Linked DNA regions of Homo sapiens: regions 2 and 3 are each linked to region 1. The links are chromatin contacts, found by Hi-C or POLR2A ChIA-PET in ENCODE. All regions are on one chromosome and are shown on one strand. Each heading gives the region's core, a stretch centred on a gene start or an enhancer-like site at or near the end of the contact. The rest is flanking DNA. Distances are from core to core; before and after follow the strand shown.

What was found. A loop is a pair of places that touch in the nucleus more often than their neighbours do. ChIA-PET counts read pairs that join two places held with the same protein, here RNA polymerase II (POLR2A). Pooled maps may share reads with other maps.
Region 2: a loop to region 1 is called in a pooled map, with 5 times the contacts of the local background. The contact joins the enhancer-like site here to the promoter of NCL in region 1. A Hi-C loop is called at or near these places in 4 of 50 pooled maps. POLR2A ChIA-PET finds 5 or more read pairs at or near these places in 2 of 52 experiments (CD4-positive, alpha-beta T cell and CD4-positive, alpha-beta memory T cell).
Region 3: a pooled map shows a loop between it and region 1 (8-fold over the local background). The contact joins the enhancer-like site here to the promoter of NCL in region 1. A Hi-C loop is called at or near these places in 5 of 50 pooled maps. POLR2A ChIA-PET finds 5 or more read pairs at or near these places in 3 of 52 experiments (GM10248, H1 and activated T-cell).

The regions. Positions count from the first base shown.
Region 1 is chr2:231,463,162-231,465,800 of GRCh38, forward strand. It overlaps NCL (nucleolin), which reads right to left and starts at 1,323. Exons shown (of 14, transcript NM_005381.3): 1 at 1,175-1,323; 2 at 39-155. The coding sequence starts at 1,192. RefSeq lists enhancers at 391-1,062, 968-1,017, 1,063-1,732, 1,078-1,267, 1,778-1,877 and silencers at 582-951, 1,298-1,647.
Region 2 is chr2:232,314,234-232,316,872 of GRCh38, forward strand. All of the region lies in intron 14 of DIS3L2 (DIS3 like 3'-5' exoribonuclease 2), which reads left to right. Among named protein-coding and RNA genes, the nearest start is that of ALPP, 63 kb to the right of the region's middle. RefSeq lists an enhancer at 1,136-1,305. Within about 2 kb of position 1,343, at least 22 of the 41 ENCODE cell types and tissues checked have a DNase peak (open chromatin) inside an H3K27ac peak, as active enhancers do; they include CD4-positive, alpha-beta T cell, where a contact is called at or near this core.
Region 3 is chr2:230,659,367-230,662,005 of GRCh38, forward strand. No RefSeq gene overlaps it. Among named protein-coding and RNA genes, the nearest start is that of LINC01907, 40 kb to the right of the region's middle. RefSeq lists a cis regulatory region at 1-386 and enhancers at 1-73, 708-1,264. Within about 2 kb of position 1,390, at least 18 of the 41 ENCODE cell types and tissues checked have a DNase peak (open chromatin) inside an H3K27ac peak, as active enhancers do.

The sequences.
Region 1 (2,639 bases), core at 73-2,572:
GTTTTAACATAATTCTGCATTAAGTTGGATAAAATTACCTCTTCTCCACTGCTATCATCTTCTTCATCTTCTGACATTTCCTCATCTTCACTATCTTCTTCTACCTCCTTTGGAGGAGGAGCCATTTTCTTGGGGTCACCTTGATTTTTACCTGCCTAAAATGGACACAAATAGATCATTACACCTCCACCTCGACATTTCAGGCCATTCATATTTTGCCATTAGTGTTCATACGCCATCATCTCCGTCCTCAGATCCATTTCTCATAGTGCCAAACACCACAACTAACATAGAAACTACTCCTGATGGCAATGCAAGAGGGACTACTCTCAACCGCCCACATTTTTCCTCCCAGGCTTTACCAACAGAAAACCTGCCCTAAGGTAAAAAGTCAACCTGAGGAAATGATTTCTCCTCCCGTTACCTTAGTTAAGCACAACCGTGTTTTAATACTACAAATCCCGGTACTTTATTCTACCACCCTCATCTGAATCCAAATTAACGGTGAAGATCATTAAGGCACTTAAAAAAATGACTACCTTGATTTTCTCATGAAGCTTATGCCTTTCCCAGCGAGACAACCCCGCCCCTTAAAGAGGCGGCGCGGCCACGTGGGGGTACCTGGTAGGCCACCACGTGCCCGAAACACAGCGCAAAAGGCACGCGGCAGAGCCACCTTCCGGGGCCCACCACGTGTCGGCTTGCCAGGCCGGGGCGGAGACATCCGAGCGCAGCCGGGACTCCGACTAGGGCCGATACCGCCATTTCCCGGCCCAAGGCACCCGGTCCCTCTGGAGATTCCAGGACCCACGCGGCGCGGCCCACGTGGCAGGCCGCGCTCCCGGGCACGTGCGTCAGGAGTCGAGTCCCAGCTCGTACGCGTCGCAAAAGTTTGGTCTCATCTCTCCACCCCGAGGCCCAGCGCCCCCTCCCCGCGCTCAGTGACTCTGTCTTTCCCGCCGCGTTCGCCGCCCCCAGCACCTGCAGAAGCTCTTCACCTCGCCACCAAGTAGCCAGAAGCCGCGAGACCTCCCCACTAATCGCGCGAGACTTCCCGCAGCATGGCGCCCTAGAACGCGCCCGGGACTGCGCGCAGGCCCTCCTCCCCGCGGCGCCGCGCTCGCCCCTCGGAAAGCAGGCCTACACGTCTGCGCTCGCGCTCAAGGCCGTTTACCTTCGCGAGCTTCACCATGATGGCGGCGGAGTGTGAAGCGGACAAGTGGCGCAGATGAGTCCAGAAGAAGCCAAGCGACGGCGATGGCGGCCGCGGGTGCTGAAGATCCCGGAGCACGTACACCCGAAGGCCAGCGAGAGCTCGAGACTGAGGCGAAAGACTGAGCCTGCCCAGTAATCGCCTGTGGAAAGGCGACGACGGCGCCCTCGTGACTCCGCGCCGACCAACCAAAGCTCGCGGCCGTCCCCATGAGCCAATCGCGAGCCTCTAACCGTGAACGGCGCGGGGCGGGGAGTAGGCGGGCCGAGGCGGCCACGGGAGGGGGAGGGGCTGGCAACGGCGCCGTGGGGGCGGGGCTCGCTTTGTGCAAGGTCCGCGCTGATTGGGCCGTGGGCGCGCGGGTCCCGGCCTGCGTCGTGGGACTGGCGTTTTTGGCGCCGGCTGTGAGGGGAGCGCGGGGGTGGTGGAATCGGGCGGTCTCCGGTTCGCCAATGTGGCTGGGTCCGTAGGCTTGGGCAGCCTTGGAGTTCCTCAGAGACCCCGCGCTCGGTCCCGGCACGCACTCACGCCGCGGCTCCTGGTGGCCCTGGAGCGAGGAGTCCGCCAGCACCGGAAGTTCAGGGACCGCGGAGTTCCCGTTGGCCCTTTTGGAGGCACAGCTTATCCCTGCTTGCCCGCGAGCATGGGGCCGGAGGCACCCCCCGGCTGCAGGCAGTCTCCTGAGAGCTGTTAATAAAGGCAGTCGCGGGTCTGTGCGAGGTTTTCTGTGAGAAATGCACGAACCTCCCCTACCCCACAGAACCTCAAGCGGGAGATATTTCTCGACATGGGGAACGGCCTCGGAGAAGTAACTTTCTGGCCTCACAGGGCAGGGAGAGGGGCCTGGGAGGGCCGACCGCAGAGCCGGGCCTTTGACCGCCCACAGGTTCCCTGGTTATTATTTGGGTCGAATGCGCCAATTAAGGTGGTGGCTGCGAAGTCAGTGTCACCAGATGGCCCGGGAGCAGGTCGAGAGCCACCGGCAGGGTTCCCCGGCGGCAGGGCGAAGGAGGCCGCCAGTGACTTCCACGGTTAGCTTTGTGGGTGGGTCTCACTCGATGCCGGGCTTAGCAAACCAGAGCATTTCCCTCCGTCCAGGGCCTGCCGGGGATCCATCCCATCCATAGGTCCAGCTATGGATCCATCCATACCTCATTGTTCCTACAGAACCAGGATATCTGCAGCTACGGCTGTACTTGTTAAAAATCACCTCAGGCCGGGCGCGGTGGCTCAGATCCGCAATCCCAGCATTTTGGGAGGCCGAGGCGCATGAACCGGGGAGGCGGAGGTTGCAGTGAGCCGAGATCGCCCACTGCACTCCAGCCTGGGCGACAGAGCGAGACTCCGTCTCAGAAAGAAAAGCATTTGTTAAGGCCGGGTGCGATGGCTCATGCCTGTAATCCCAGTACTTTGGGAGGCTGATGCA
Region 2 (2,639 bases), core at 93-2,592, 850 kb after region 1:
TGCTGGGAGGTAGGATTGAAGGCTTTCCTCCTGGGCGGGCTGCTCAGGTTGCAAGGTAGATCCTATATTTTTAAGCCCTGTAGAGTCTCAGCTGTCCCATTTTGAGGGTTATGCATCCTACATGGGTTCACAGAATCCCTTTCGCTGAGACTTGGAGGAATGAAGAGGACAGAGAGGGTCGAGACCCAAACCGAGCAGGCCCCGGAGGCCTCAGGGCCCTGGGGCTGAAGGGAGCTCCCTAGCCCGAGAATGCCCCTCACTATTCTCACACTCCACCTTTTGCAGCCCAAATACCCATGGATGCCCCAAGAGATTTCCCTATGAGACAGAAAATTCTAGAACACCAGGAACTCTCAAAACTAGATATTTCAAAACTCTTAAAGACCTTAAAGAGTAAATGTTTTCATTGTCGATTTAACATAGAGTTACATTAAGCAGCTAACACTTTCCCTTTCTTGAATAAGATTTCCTGTCTGTCACGTTGCCATTTGCTTTCTTCATGTTTTTGCGATGGACTGCAGCTCCCTCCATTCTGGGGAGCCTCCTGGCGCTGCAGCAATCCAGCATGACTCGGAGCTCTTTGATTTTCTTTCCCAGTTACTTTATAGCACATGAAGATGTGTTCTTACCAGTGACAGAGGGTCGGTGAGAATGACCATTTTTGTTTTCCGTATATCTGTACCTGCCACATCCATACCTTTCTCAGAAGGTCCTGGAATGACTCGTTTCTCTCTCTGCCTCTCTGGGTATTTCTCCAACCACAGGTTTGCATCCCCAGGGGGAAGCCAGCTCTCTGGTCCCTCATGCTAAGCTTTTTAAGCAGATAGTACTGCCAGGCGGTCTTTAAACCCAAGGAGGCTTGCCCCTTCCCAAGACTTCAAGGAGTTCTAGAAGAGACTGTGATATTCAGGCCAGGTCCCTGTTTGATGAACAGGGACACTCAATTCCTGGCAAGTGGGGTGAGCGCCTCCAGCCCTCCCCACCCCCATACCGGTGTGCTGGCCCAGACCCAGGGCATATTCAGGTACTTAAAGTAGCAAATGTCTCTGCTGTAAAAACCCTCACTCCGGTACTGAAAGCCCAGAGCCCAGGCTCAGGCCACAGAGGTCTGAGATATACTCTCAAGGAGGTTAGCCCATAAAAGAAACAGGTCATAGGACTGCATGTTGGGTTTGAGCCTGAAGAAAGGTGCCCATGGTTGTCATCTTCTGTGGCTGCCTGGCAGGTAACCAGATGTGCTTGGCTCTCTTAGCTTTTGGCTGTGCTATCTGTGGGGTAGTGTTTCTGATCTGTCTTCACTGCCACTCCCAGCTCTCTGAGGCTTTGTGGCTTTTTCTTGGTGGTTGGGCAGGAAGCCTCTAGAGCCTGAAGGAATTGCTGTGCTTGATGACAGGCACAGGCTATCAATGGCTATAAATCGCCTAGTGGCTGCTTCACGTATTGAAGAAGAACATGTTTGCTGTCTGTTCTGCGGATGCTTCTCTGATGGCCGGAACACAGCTGCGAAAAGATTTCGTAGAGTGACTCAGAGCAAGCGCCCAGCTCATGCCCACTGAATTAAGCAAGAGGAAGTGGCCAACTTCCGCAGCTGCTCTGAAAGCCCAACACAGCAAGGCCTGGCTGAGATGAACAACATAGATCATTCCACTGACTTTGGGCTACCCCCAAGCCAACCCCATGTGACCCCACACCTACCCCAAAGCTAGGTGAGACCCAGGGTCCACCCTCCAAGCCCGGGTTACCAGTAGGGGGTAGGTGCCAAACTGGAGAGTAGACTGTGATGAATGGGTAGCAGAGATGGCAGAGGACATGGCTCATCACCTGGGGTCGGGGACCCCGCTCTCAGCAGCTCCCTTCCCTGAGTGCCCTGGCATTGGTGTGTCTGTGTGTTCGCGAGCCCTGGCATGCCACTGCGGCTTCACAGTAGCCTCCTGGGCAGCGGCTCATCAGCTTCCAGCACAGCCTTTGTTGTTCTATAAATCTGTTAATGTTTGTGCTACCTAGAATAAGAAGGAAGGAGTCATTCTACAGAGAGGATTTATTCTTCCAGGCGCCAAAACCTTGTTCCTTACGATTATGTCCTGTTCTTTAATGGGGTCCCCTGTACTCCACAGTGTCATTCGCCTCCACACTAGATGTCCACACAATGCTGTGTATTTTCACTGATTTTGCTGGGGCCCTGCCCTGTCTTTGTCTCTGCCTTTACAGTCAGGGCCAGTTGTCACTTCTCCGTGGCTGTCCGGAGAACCTGTAGCACCCTCTCCAGCCACTCCAAGCATGAGGCTTTGTGGGGAGCGTGGAATCTGTGAGGAAGCCGAGGCAAGCTGTTAGGATTCTGTTCAATGGGAGGAAAGGCTCTGAGTGAGGTGGGAAGGAAGGACTTCCCAGGAGGCACACTTGGGTTCCCGGCCCCACCTCTGCGCTGGCTGCCCACAGGCCCTGCTTCTGCCTATTTCCTGGTTCTGCTTCATGTTTCAAAGACATAAGATCAAATGTGATTAAGTTTTAGGTAAGCAAGATATTGTGCTTATTATTGAATTGTTCTTCTTTAGTTTAACAGCCCTCCAGTTTAATCTAAATCTGTTTCCTGTCATTAAGTCTTTGGTGTAGATAAAAGATCAGTTAGCTGGTCGCTATCT
Region 3 (2,639 bases), core at 140-2,639, 800 kb before region 1:
ATAAGTGAAGATAAGGGCTCAGAGGGATTGCAGGTCGTGGGGTGCGGAGGGGTGGAAGGGAAGACAGTTATGCTAATTTTTCTAAAGAAGAGCCTAGACATCAGCCCATACATAGGATCAGCTGTGGTTAGGAGGCAGCGCCTTACCAAAACCTGCAGGAACAGCCCCCTCCTCCGTCACTCTGTGCCAAGCCCAGCCCCTGTGGCTGCAGCTTGAGAAGCCCCTGATGTGCTCTCAGAGGCATTTCCCCTGGCGCAGTGGCTGGTGGGCACCTGGAACAGGAGCCCTGCAGCTTCCCCAGACTCAAGCAGGCAGTCACGGCCTTGTGCAGCCTCGACATGGCCTCTGGCTTCTCAACAAGGCCCCCAGTCCATCTGCCTCTGTGCCCGGCCTGCTGACACACCACTGCCCTCGTTCTATGCCAAGCACCTTCCAGTGTGCCACCCAGGGACCGGTGGCAGGAAGCAGGCTCCTAACAGACATGGATTGGGCTCCTGGGCACAATTACTCTACTTCTTTTTTTTTTGAGACGGAGTCTTGCTCCGTCACCAGGCTGGAGTGCAGTGGCGTGATCTCAGCTCACTGCAACCTCCGCTTCCCAGGTTCAAGCAATTCTCCTGCCTCAGCCACCCGAGTAGCTGCGATTACAGGCACGTGCCACTGTGCCCAGCTAATTTTTTTGTATTTTTAGCAGAGACAGGGTTTCACCATGTTGGTCAGACTGGTCTCGATCTTGTGACCTCGTGATCCACCCTCCTCGGCCTCCCAAAGTGCTGGGATTACAGGCGTGAGCCACCGCGCCTGGCCCACTTACTCTACTTCTGCACCCCCCACCCTGCACATAAGGAGGGTACATCAGACCCAGAGGATGGCAACCCCCCCAGACTCAGAGGCCACAGGGAAGGGCCTGCGCTGGCCCACCTTCACCTCGATGCTGACTCGCAGAGCTCCGGGAATGTGGACCAGCAGGGAAGGAAAAGGTTCCCAGATAGACTCCGGAAACAGAGCTCACATGACCCCCCTGGGACTCTCTCGTCCCCGCACTGTCCCTGCCAAGGAAAGGACAAGGCCTTGGGCCAGTCTTCTGCAGGAGGTGTCCTGGACAGGCAGTTCCCAACCCACGTGTACAGGCAGTGGCTTCAGATTTGTCTCTGGGCTGTGCTTGTTCCTCTAGGAAGGGCCCCAGCAATTCCAGCCCCAGGGAAATTTTCTCTCCTTCTTCTGGTGTGGATCAGCCAGGGCATTTCACAACCAGCTACAGATGACAAAGAACTGGTAACAGGGCCACCTCCCGTGCCCTGGTCTGGGTGTCCCGGTGAAACTGAATGAAATGAACAGCAGGTGGCCGGGGTCAAACACCAAGTTAAACAGAAGGGGACAATCTCAGCTCCCAGGCAGAGACCACGGGTGGGGGAGGGAGAGCGGGCAGGAGGTTACAGACCACGTGAATAAGAGTTCAGATCTTTGTGGTACTGGTTGGCAGTTTCCGTTCTTACACCCCAGCTTCCTTCCTGATTCTCTGCCCAGCACAAGGGGATTGGGGAACATGTCCAGCCAACTATAGCCAAAGGCAGCACAGGGCAAGGTATACAGTCAGTGCCAGTTAATGGTTAAGACAGCCAGCATATCAGGCATTGCAGTGAGCCGAGATTGCACCACTGTACTCCAGCCTGGGCAACAGAATGAGACTCCATCTCAAAAAAAAAAAAAAAAAAGAAATAGACAGCCAGCATAGGAGTCAGACAGGATCCCAACTCCACACTTGAACTCTCTAAGCCTCGGTTTCCTCATCTGTAAAATAGTGATAACATTGAAGACCATCTCACAGGGATGCCAAGAAAATTAAATGAGAAACTCTATGGAATGCACTTAGGACAGGGCCTGGCACATAGTAGGACCTCAATAAATATTAGCCATACTATCAACTTGACTGAGAATGGTAGTTGAAGAACCAGTGGGCTCCACACAATCTCATATTAGAGAATCTGACTCTCCAGGCAGGCGTGAGAGTCAGTGCATGATGATTAAATCCTTTGAGGCACACGGGGGAAATGTGTCCTGCCTAGGGCTGTCTTACTTCTCTTCCTCACCCCTGTTGGCCTCAGTATCTGGAACTGCACCATAGAGATGAGTCCCTTTGGGTAGTGCCAGGCAGCGACTCAGATCCCAGGGTTCCAAATAGAGACACAGGGGCACTGCTGTACTGGGGGCATGGAGGGCTATAGCATGGGCCGGCTTAGGGGTGTGGTTTGAGCACCCCAGTTCCCCATAGGCCTGATTCCCCACAGAGCTCAGATGTAGAAGGGCCTGGCAGATCGGGCAACCAAAGCTCCTTTCCCTAACCTCACAAGGTCCAGAACCCCAAGATTTAGACTTTCTTCCTTTCCCCAGCCCCCTTATCACCACTTCCTGGCACTCAGCTCCTGCATCTGAGAAATGAGTATGGTACCAGGGTTGTGGTTAGGCTCAAATGAGCAACCCATGCAAAATCCTTTGAACCGAGCTAGACATAGGTGTGGTATTAGTTTGATAGGGCTGCCATTACCTAGATCCACAGACCGGGTGCCTTAAGCAACAGAAGTATACTTCCTCATGATTCTGGAGGCTGGAAGTCTGAGATCCAGGTGTTGACAGGGTTG